Linked DNA regions of Homo sapiens: region 2 is linked to region 1. The links are chromatin contacts, found by Hi-C or POLR2A ChIA-PET in ENCODE. All regions are on one chromosome and are shown on one strand. Each heading gives the region's core, a stretch centred on a gene start or an enhancer-like site at or near the end of the contact. The rest is flanking DNA. Distances are from core to core; before and after follow the strand shown.

Region 1 (5,178 bases), core at 326-2,825:
AAGAGTCCATCAGTTCCAACAGGAATATGTAAAATAGGGCCTGGAACACAATAGGTGCTTATAAATGCCTGTGGAATAAATTAGAAAACGAAGCAGCAGCTCAACAGTCTAAGAGGTGCATTATTATCATTGATGTTATCATTTTCAGCAGCCCTTACCCCATTTAAGTAATACTCATGGATATTTAGAATCATTCCAGCATTTCTTTTTCAGCAATAAATTTGGTCCTTTAATCCATATCCAGGAAATGTATGCAACGTAGCACAATTTAAACATTAAAAAATATTTCCCACAGAAGGTAATTTATTCTATTTAAAGAAGAAACATGTTAAGAAAAAAATACTTTAAACAGAAGAGATTTCAGTTCCGTCTCTCCTAGAAATTCTGAAGAAATGTCATGATACGAGATGACTCATGAAACCATCTCAATATTGTATGTGTTAAGAATAGCCTGGTACAGTTCTGGTTGAAACTGTAGCTCACCGCAATTTATTCTTTTTTTTTTTTTGAGTCAGAGTCTCACTCTGTCTCCCAGGCTGGAGTACAGTGGTGTGATTTTGGCTCACTGCAACCTCCACCTCTCAGGTTCAAGTGATTCTCTGCCTCAGCCTCCCGGATAGCAGGGATCACAGGTGCGCACCACTATGCCTGGCTAATTTTTGTATTTTTAGTAGAAATGGGATTTCACCATATTGGCCAGGTTGGTCTTGAACTCCTGACCTCAAGTGATCTGCCCGCCTCAGCCTCCCAAAGTGCTGGGAGCTCACCATAATTATTAATAGTGCCCCTTTTCATTCTTATAAGTGTCCCTGTTTAAAAGATAAAGATACAGTTACTTGAAGGCAGTGATGGCATTTTTACTTTTCTTCATGGCCTCTAGGTGTAAAATGGATAATTAGGCCAGTAGATAAACCTTATAAGATCTAGGTTCACTGGAAAAAGAATCGAGAACTATTAGAGACACTAATGTGTAGCTTGCCCAAGACGACAAAATGGCAGTACATAAGAAGCAGCTTGTGACCTTCCACCAATGAGGCAGCAAAATGCTTTGCTCCACACTTCTGCATGACAACCTCAGAATTTAATTTTTCAAGAAATGCTCAGAGACCCTACCACTTCTCCTTGTGCTTTTATGATAACTGTTCATCCACAGCTTCTCCAGTAAGTGTTGCTTTTTAACACTTGGCAAGAAAATTGTATCAGAGATCTTATGTGACTCATTCTATTATAAGAGAAACATGAAGTTTCCAGGTTTTAACACTGAAATATATTGTATTGCTTAAATGTCGTGCAATTAATCTGTACCCAAAGAGAACATTCTGTTATCTGTTTACTCAGGAATGCATATTTATAAGAAAAACAGAAAACAATGCATGGCAGCTGAGCACCCACTGACATCAGTTGAGTCAATATGTCCACCCAAATACGTCTGGTTGCGTTCTTTGTGATGCCAAATGTCATTAAAACAATTAACATAGATGGCACCAGCAGAAGGACTGCTTCAAAGAGGGATAGCACTTACTCTGGACAGCCTGAAAGGCTTTGAGATACTCCACACTGAGCAGTGGCTGGGGCAACTCCCGAATGAAGAGCTTCAGCAGGCTGGCGGCATCATGCTGTTTGACACTTTCCCAATTAAAAGTCCCTTCATAAAACTTTGCTTCTAGTTCTTGGCAAAGATTCTGATAGGCACGAAAAAAAAAAAAAAAAAAAAAAGAAGCAGCTAGAAGTGCATTTTTTTTCTTGCTGAGAGTATGACACATTTTCACTTTCAAGAGACTCTGCTCTTTAGACAAGACAAATCAGACTACCAAAAGTCAATATTTCTTTTACTCAGAAAAAAAACTACTCCTCTCCTCTAATCCAAATGTACTTTACCAACAAAAAACTGTACCTAAGGCCAAAAAACATTTTAAAATTTATACTTTTTCCTGGACATTCCACAAACTGTAAGTAATAAAGTTTTAATTAAGAGACTGGTTAAAATAATTGTTCCATTTGGGGGCTTCATCTACATATTATAAATCTTCGTTAAATTAAGAAAAAAATCATTAAAAAAGAAGTATATGTTTTAAATTTAGAAGTATATTACATAAAAAAATACATAATCAGTCTCTGGGACTAAAACAGAAGGCTACCTCTGATTAGTCACCTACGGGAAATGGAAAACCCAATTTTATAGTAAACGAGGCAAGAAAATACATCAATATACCTGTCTTTAATGCACAGCCATCCTGCTGCCAGCTGCAAAAAACAGTCTGAGTCCATGCAGAATTAGAAATATCTAGTTCACTTACCTCAGAACTCTACAAAATTTGTCAGGCAAATTATTACTAATAAATCAATTGAGTTTTGTAATTACTATTTTTTGTATACTTCTTTACTATATATAAATCCTATCACGTTAAAAACCATCACAAGTTTCTGTCACTTTCCTCTGTTACATGAAACCATTCTCCCAAAGTATGTTCTTTGTTTTCTTGTAAGGCAAATTACCACATTTTCTCTTCCTAACACAACAACCATTCTCTACCCCCAATTATTTTTGTAATTGATGAAATAGGTGAAGGGGAGTGGCAAAGACAGAAAAAGAAATAGAGAGGAGGGAAGAGGGAGTGAGAAAAGGAGGAAGAGGAAAAAAAAAAGAGGAGGGAGGAAAAGATAGAAAAAGGGAGTGGGAGATAGGGAGGGAAGGAAGAGGAGAGAGAGGGGGCATGGAGGGAAAGAATGAGGGGGGAAAGAATGAGCAGGGAAAGAATGAGGGAGGAAAGGACAACAGAGGAAGATCCAGAGAAGAGAGGCAGAAAAAATGGAGGGAGAGGGAGAGAGAATAGTACAGAGAAATTTGGTGGGGCCAGGGGGAAAAGAGACAACCAACATTTTTGCATATTATCTTTTAAATTATTTATAATGGACCAGCTGCTGCATAATTTGGCATATGACAACAGGCTGGGTTGAAGAGTTGAGCCAGCTGAATCCACTTAATTGGCCTTCTTAGAAATTACACTTAGTTAAACTTGTCCTTCTGCCAGCCTTCTCGTTGCAAAGTAAAATCTGCATTATATTCACTATTCTGTACTGAAGTAAATGTATTTTTGCCTCCTGTGAGCTGGCCATTGCAGTCTGCTAGTGAGGGCCCGAGTGCTTTGAACTCGGTGAATTGAGGACTATCTTGCCAATGTGGGTAATATGAAGTTATGTTTGTTACCTGTTTCTGAGGAATTATATCTTTGTTAGTGAATGTACTTAAAAGAACTCGTCTCAGAATCACACAATGTCCACTAGTGGCAAACGTGCTATAGGTGTTACATGAAGTGAGACAATGACAAGCTATGAAACTTACAAACACCACAGTTTCAGGGAGCTCTAAGTACCAGACACCAAACCCAGGGGACACAAGTGGAAAATTATGATCAGAATATATCAGGTTACTCGAATCCTATTAAAATGAGATCACTATGTAGTAAGAGCCAAGGAGGCCGAAACTGGTGTCCTAAATCAAGGCAACTTATCAAAAAAAGCAGGTGATGCAAACTGTGAAATGTATAAAGAGTAATTCCAATCCTGGCAACACCACAGCCCATTAGAAGCAGGCCAGGACAGTGTGCACTCCCCAAGAAACACTTAGTCCTGATCCAGCTCTAACGATTTCATAAAGAATGGGGTTATGAAAATGAAGAGAGATTCTCTCTCTTTTCTCCTATTTTCTCTTGGATTTTCAAATTCAGGAAGACAATGTATTGGATGTGGGCAGTGGTTACTTGTGCTATCTCAGTGCAGAGCTAAAGGTGAATTTGGAAGATAGGGTAAAAGTTAGTAGTTAATGGCTGCTTCCAGATACAGCTACAATTCCAAGTATGAGTCCCCTTTACATTTAAATCCCCTGAGGGGATATGCAGTATGCATCCCCTGTAGGGTAATTCCATCTTTATCATGCATTCATTGGAAGCTTTATCCCCCAGGCCAAAAAGTGAGGCACAAAGATGACAGCAGGAGGACACGTGGTACCCTGGAACAGTGGGAAGGAACTGTCATCCAGAGAGAAGAAAAGGCAAGGGAGAAGGGATGGCTCAAATTGGGAAGTCTAGGAATTATTCTTTCACCAGCCAGACTCAGGCTACCCTGGATGCAGCAAGACAGGGAACTGTGTGAATCAGGAAGGTGGTTGAGAGTGTCTCGTCTGGCCGGCTCACTAAGACTAATTATGCATAGGATGTCAAGGTCCCCCATCTGCAGGAGTCTATGATCCTGGCCTTTTTCTTTTTTTTTTCTTTTGAGACGAAGTCTCGCACTGTTGCCCGGGCTGGAGTGCAATGGTGCGATCTTGGCTCACTGCAACCTCTGCCTCCCAGGTTCAAGCGATTCTCCTGCCTCAGCCTCCTGAGTAGCTGGGATTACAGGTGCCCAACACCATGCCTGGATAATTTTTTGTATTTTTAGTAGAGACAGTGTTTCACTATTTTGGCCAGGCTGGTCTCAAACTTCTGACCTCGTGATCCGCCCACCTTGGCCTCCCAAAGTGTTTTTTCTTTTATTTTTAAGAAACAGGGTCTTATTGCTCTGTCACCCAGGCTGGAGTGCAGTGGGACAATGACAGCTCACTGCCACATGGGACTCCTGGGTTCAGGCAATCCTCTCCACTCAGCTTCCTGAGTAGCTGGAACTCCAGGTGACCACCACAATGCCTGGCTAATTTTTTAAAATTATTTTTTGTAGAGACAGGGTCTCACTTTGTTGCCCAAGGTGGTCTTGAATTCCTAACCTCAAGCAATCCTCCCGCCTTGGCCTCCCAAAGTGCTAGGATTACAGGTGTGAACCACCACGCCCGGCCCTGACTTCCGTAAACTCAATTGCTACTACTCATCCTGGCTAAATCTATCACAACTATCCCCACGCCATTAATATTTTAACTCATCACATTCTTTTGTCATAGTATTATTATAGGTAATATGGTGATTTTGAAAACAAAACAAAACAAAAAACTTAGCAAAAACCAGAAGGGACTGTAGAAAAACTAAACTGAATGGTAAAAGGTTTTATTGTTTTATTTTATCTACTTTACTAACAATGGAAAAAAGGGGTAGAGAGGACAAGTTAGCTTTTAAAATGCATAAGTGTAAATAAACAATAAAATGTTTACATTAGTAGAACCCAGAGATTACCTTGATTCTAATGGCA
Region 2 (4,980 bases), core at 1,081-3,580, 76 kb after region 1:
TTTCAAAGAACATGGTGACCAAGTTCACAGGTTAGGCAATCCATTATCCCTTCTTCTTCATTTATTGGCTTGCCTTCACCTAGCAGAAGTTTCAGGCAGCTACACAAAAAGTCTATTGTTTCCTCTCTGCTGTATCTCATCAAGTAATGTCCTTTCACTCCAGTGAAAAGCCTATACTCTTACTGAGCTCATCTTAGCTTATTAAATTTATAATTTAACAACTGTGCCAACACACTGTAATTACAGAATCATTATGTGGTTTTTACATACAATTATTTTTTAAAGGAAGGCTCACTGGAGATTCAGTTTATGAAAGCAGATATTACGTCAATCCCCTTCATACATACTGAAGAAAAGCTCCTTCACCTCCTACTACCCACCCTAACCCCCGGTTTTGGCTAAACCAAGGAAAGGACAATATTGGTGTCTGTTAAGTATGAAGACATGCCAGGGTCACAGAAGAAATAACTCCAGCTTTGGAACATAAAACAACCCACGCCTTTCTCTTTGCCAAGCCAGAATCCTGACATGACCACTTCTGAAGCCCCCTTGCCTCATTTCCCCGTGTTCTGAGGCTAGCTTCCCTCTCTGGCAGACCCCCAGAACAATACATGAGGTCTTACAGGCAAGTAGTCCTACAGATCCAAGAGGAATCAAAGCATAGCTGTCACCCACACAGGATGCAAATGGCATCTCCTCATGGACAACTGGGTGCCATTATCTGTAGATGGTTACTGAAACACAGACTTCTGACATTAGTGTTAGTCGAATTCTAAAGTTTGATCTGGTAAAAATAAACTAAAACCCTAGAGACACAAAGCAACATTCTTATGTCCCAAAGCATCATCACATAATTAGCAAACATTTATTGACTGTCCACAGCCTGCCTGGCATTAACTAGATGTTGAGATTCAGGAATAAAGAAAACAACATGTTTAATGCCTTGATGAGTTTATAGTCTAAGATGGATAGAGTAACTGGACACACAGCTGAGAATAAACAAGGGACTGAACAATAAAACACAATAAGAATTTTTTTGAGAAAACTGCACACATAATGCATTTTAATCAAGGTAAACCATATAATACATTTTAATCAAAAGACATAGCTTGATAATATTACTATATTCTATTGATTGTTCTATTTCTTTCTTTCTCGTTCTGTTTCTCCTTTCTGTTTTTACCACCATGGTTATTCACAGACTTATATACTTCAGGAAAAAAAAAGTGAGAAATGTGTTTTGTTTTTTCTTTTTTTTTTTTTGTTTTTTTTTTTGTTTTTTTTGAGACGGAGTCTCGCTGTGTCACCCAGGCTGGACTGCAGTGGCGTGATCTCGGCTCACTGCAAGCTCCACCTCCCAGGTTCACACCATTCTCCTGCCTCAGCCTCCCGAGTAGCTGGGACTACAGGCACTCGCCACCACGCCCGGCTAACTTTTTGTATTTTTAGTAGAGACCGGGTTTCACCATGTTAGCCAGGATGGTCTCGATATCCTGACCTCGTGATCTGCCCAATTCAGCCTCCCAAAGTGCTGGGATTACAGGCGTGAGCCACCACGCCCGGCCTTGTTTTTTCTTTTAATTTGAGGTGGAAGGAACCAGCACAGGGTTGTTGGTTTTTTTATCTGCCAAGTACGGGCTTTTTTTCCCGTAGAAATGAAAAACTATATCTACTTGCATTAGCTTCATTTCATTAAAACATTGATCACACGTTAATAATTTGTGATCAAATTCATTTACGTATAAACAACCAATATCAGATCCTTTCATATTTTGATTAGCAGTATGAATTACAGAGCGGAATGATAACAAGTCAGAGAAGAAAAAAGCCCTGATGAGTCAAAAATGTAATGGAAAATAGAGGTTGGAGATGGCAAAATCTTTCCTTATTTCACAATTTTCTCTGGGGCCAGCCCAATTTACCTTTCACAACAATGCAATAACAAAGCAGCAAGGTGTATCTCTGCCTTGCACAAAGTGGATATGGTGAATGAGAACACCATCAAGAATCATAAAATGATGTGGGCATACCTGGAAAGTAACGTGGAGGTGTAACCACGGCGGGGGGGAGTTCTGCTAAGAAAGGAAAGGTGAGAAAACACTTGGGAGAAAATGGCTTTTGAAAATGTGAATTGAAAAGAGAAGGAGCTCAAAGCCAAGAAACTGACACTGACAGCGCGAGATGATTGAAGTGCAGATTAGGATTGAGTTGGGGCGTTGAAAAATAAAGTACAGATCTGAAAAATCTTGGAGAGAAAAAAATAACAAAGCTTAGTAAGAGCTCCTTGAGCAGGCCTGGGGAGAGAGATGTCAGTGATGACTCAGATGTCAGGAGTGGCAAGGCAGGCCAGCTGCAGGACTGCCAGTGACAGGAGGAAGTAGGAGAGGAAATGATGCATGCGATAGCTAAGAAACACTATAAATGGCTACATATCTGTGGTTTCTCCAGCAAAAATGCATGTGCAAAACGTTCTGTATTCAGTACCCTAGTTAAAATATAACTGTGGGGAGAGCAACAGATTAACTACACAAACTGTTGCTTTAAGATAGCATGCCTAGGAATGTGCATGGGAAAAAAATACTGAGGCAAAATAAAATTCAATTGTGGTTAGCTCTAGAGTAGTATTATATTAATAATATAAGTGACTTTTGCCTCCTCTTTTGTGCTGCTATTTTTCTAAATTTTCTCTATTGAGAATGTTGTCTTGTAGGGCAAAGTTTTGAAAGTTCCTAAGTGAACATGTTAGAATGCTGTGTGTTAGTTTGTAAATTTCATGGAAACACATACACACCAGAACGCATCCACCAACATTAGGTGTCATGGAGCCTGCGGCACACAGAGGGTCCTCCAAAACAGCATTAATATATCCGTAGAAGTCCATGGGAATCATCGTAGTTGGCCATCTGGTGACTTTCACGTGTTTAGCATATAATCAGAAGTACACAGATTGACCATACTTTACCCAAATCATGAAAGCCAAGAAATTTGTCTAATAAATAAATTACTTAACCCGAAGCCTAATACTACCCCAAGGAATTTTTCAGTAAGATCTGTGAAATGCCCTCTAGAATCAGAGAAGATATCAGCACTAAGATATTTGAGTATTAAATACAGTGTTTCATGATCCTAGAAAAGTGGAATGGGTACTTCCAAAGTAAACTGGGCAAATCCAATATGCAAGGTCACTGAAATAGAGAAACGTCATTACTGCTTTCTCAGACTCCGGCGGTGGACACTGGACACAGCGTAGTAATTAACAGGACAGCCTCTGGAACCAGGCTGCCAGGGTTTCAAAGCAGCTCCACCACATTCCTAGCATGTCACCTTGAGCAAGTTTTCTTCACTTTTGGGCCTCGGTTTCCCCAACTATAAAATAGAGACCATAACTATACCTACTCTCATAGAATCATGAAATATAGGGCTGGGCACAGTGGCTCACATGTGTAATCCCAGTACTTTGGGAGACCGAGGTGGGCGGATCAATTGAGGTCAAGAGTTCAAGACCAGCCTGGCCAACATGGTAAAAACTCATCTCTACTAAAAATGCAAAAATTAGCCAGGCATGGTGGCAGGCACCTGTAATCCCAGCTACTTGGGAGGCTGAGCTAGGAGAATCACTTAAACCTGGGAGCCAGGGGTTGCAGTGAGCTGAGATCACACCACTGCACTCCACCCTGGGCCAACAGAGCAAGACTCCGTCTAAAAAAAAAAAATTGTGAAATATAAATGAGTCAATATTCAAATATAGGATATTATAAAGCACACAATACCAGGCAAATTGAAGGTACTGTATAAAGGTTATTGTTACATATTTTTCATTAAAAAGAGATGTCAAAAAAGCCCAGCCTTCTCAAAAATTCTATTCAGACTTAAATGCAACCATTAAATGTGCTGATCACGGTGATCACTTGATAGTTTTTTCCATATTCAAAAATACAAGGCAGCTTTTTTTTTTCCTCTCCCACTTCCTCTTATTTTCCCCTCTGATCTACACACAAAAATGAATTTAGTTAATACTTGAGTTCCCAGAAGTGAGAAGTCCAGATGGTTTTCTCCCTACTCAAGCCCTCCTCTAGGAAACGAAGAAGTCTTTTTGCAACAACCCTGCCTGTATGTTGGCAACAACTTTCAAAATCAAAAGCAAGTTGACCCCACTGTAAAAGAAAAATGCTTCTTCAGCCCTTACATTGCCGGGGGCGGGCGGAGGGGCAGAAAAATCAGAAAAGAAAAGGAAAAGTCTGTGCTAAAGGAAAATTAAATAAATTTGGGTTTTTGCAAAAGACCCTAACACCGAGCTCTCCCGTGATGCAGCACAGCTTCTCGGAACCCAACTCTTACTATTTCCTCGGATCCCCTCTCTGGATAAAGGTTCTTTTCCCAGCAGGGCCGTTCATTTGCATGGTAAGTACCAACATAGTGTAAAATATGAACTCCCACGCTCCCAAACCCTCCTACCATGGCTGCCCTGTGTTCCTCAGCCACTTTCTCCTTTGCACTGTCCCCTACAGGCTGGGCTGCTCATCTCCTAGTGAGCTTGCCTTCCCAGCCATTCCCATAAGACTCTCTGCACATTCTACAAGTGATGTTCAGGGAGCATCTGAAAGCTTACCTCACCTCCAAATCTCACCAATCAGAGGAGCCTCCAGCCTACCACTCCACCAGTAAGATATGAGGATAGAGGTTCCCTGCGCAGGTAAGCTGGCAAAGACCAGACGCTTACCCAGAGCTGCCTTGGCTCCTCACAGGGCACCGACTTCTTCAAAGTTCAGTCTCTTCCCTAGGATACTGAGAAAGCCACCCACCTGGATATTCCAGAGAAATATGGGCTGAACTTCCAGAATCCTCAGATTTGCAACTATAGAAGTGTTTAAGTGTTACAAGTTATAAGTTATATGGATTTGTCTTTCTCCAGATTGATATATTTTTCAGGAGTCAGGGGAGTCATCCCGTCATCTTTCACTGAATTCCCTCCCTAATAAA

The links. Hi-C counts contacts between places; a loop is a spot of excess contacts on that map. ChIA-PET counts read pairs that join two places held with the same protein, here RNA polymerase II (POLR2A). Pooled maps may share reads with other maps.
Region 2: a map with no recorded cell type shows a loop between it and region 1 (5-fold over the local background). The contact joins two enhancer-like sites. A Hi-C loop is called at or near these places in 9 of 168 maps with a recorded cell type or tissue (CD4-positive, alpha-beta memory T cell, CD8-positive, alpha-beta T cell, GM12878 and 5 more), 26 of 37 single-sample maps with no recorded cell type and 16 of 50 pooled maps. POLR2A ChIA-PET finds 5 or more read pairs at or near these places in 7 of 52 experiments (A673, AG04450, BJ and 4 more).

The regions. Positions count from the first base shown.
Region 1 is chr6:129,606,371-129,611,548 of GRCh38, forward strand. It overlaps ARHGAP18 (Rho GTPase activating protein 18), which reads right to left. Exons shown (of 15, transcript NM_033515.3): 8 at 5,163-5,178; 9 at 1,523-1,682. Among named protein-coding and RNA genes, the nearest start is that of ARHGAP18, 100 kb to the right of the region's middle. Within about 2 kb of position 1,576, at least 2 of the 41 ENCODE cell types and tissues checked have a DNase peak (open chromatin) inside an H3K27ac peak, as active enhancers do.
Region 2 is chr6:129,681,806-129,686,785 of GRCh38, forward strand. All of the region lies in intron 1 of ARHGAP18 (Rho GTPase activating protein 18), which reads right to left. Among named protein-coding and RNA genes, the nearest start is that of ARHGAP18, 26 kb to the right of the region's middle. RefSeq lists an enhancer at 2,239-2,533. Within about 2 kb of position 2,331, at least 35 of the 41 ENCODE cell types and tissues checked have a DNase peak (open chromatin) inside an H3K27ac peak, as active enhancers do.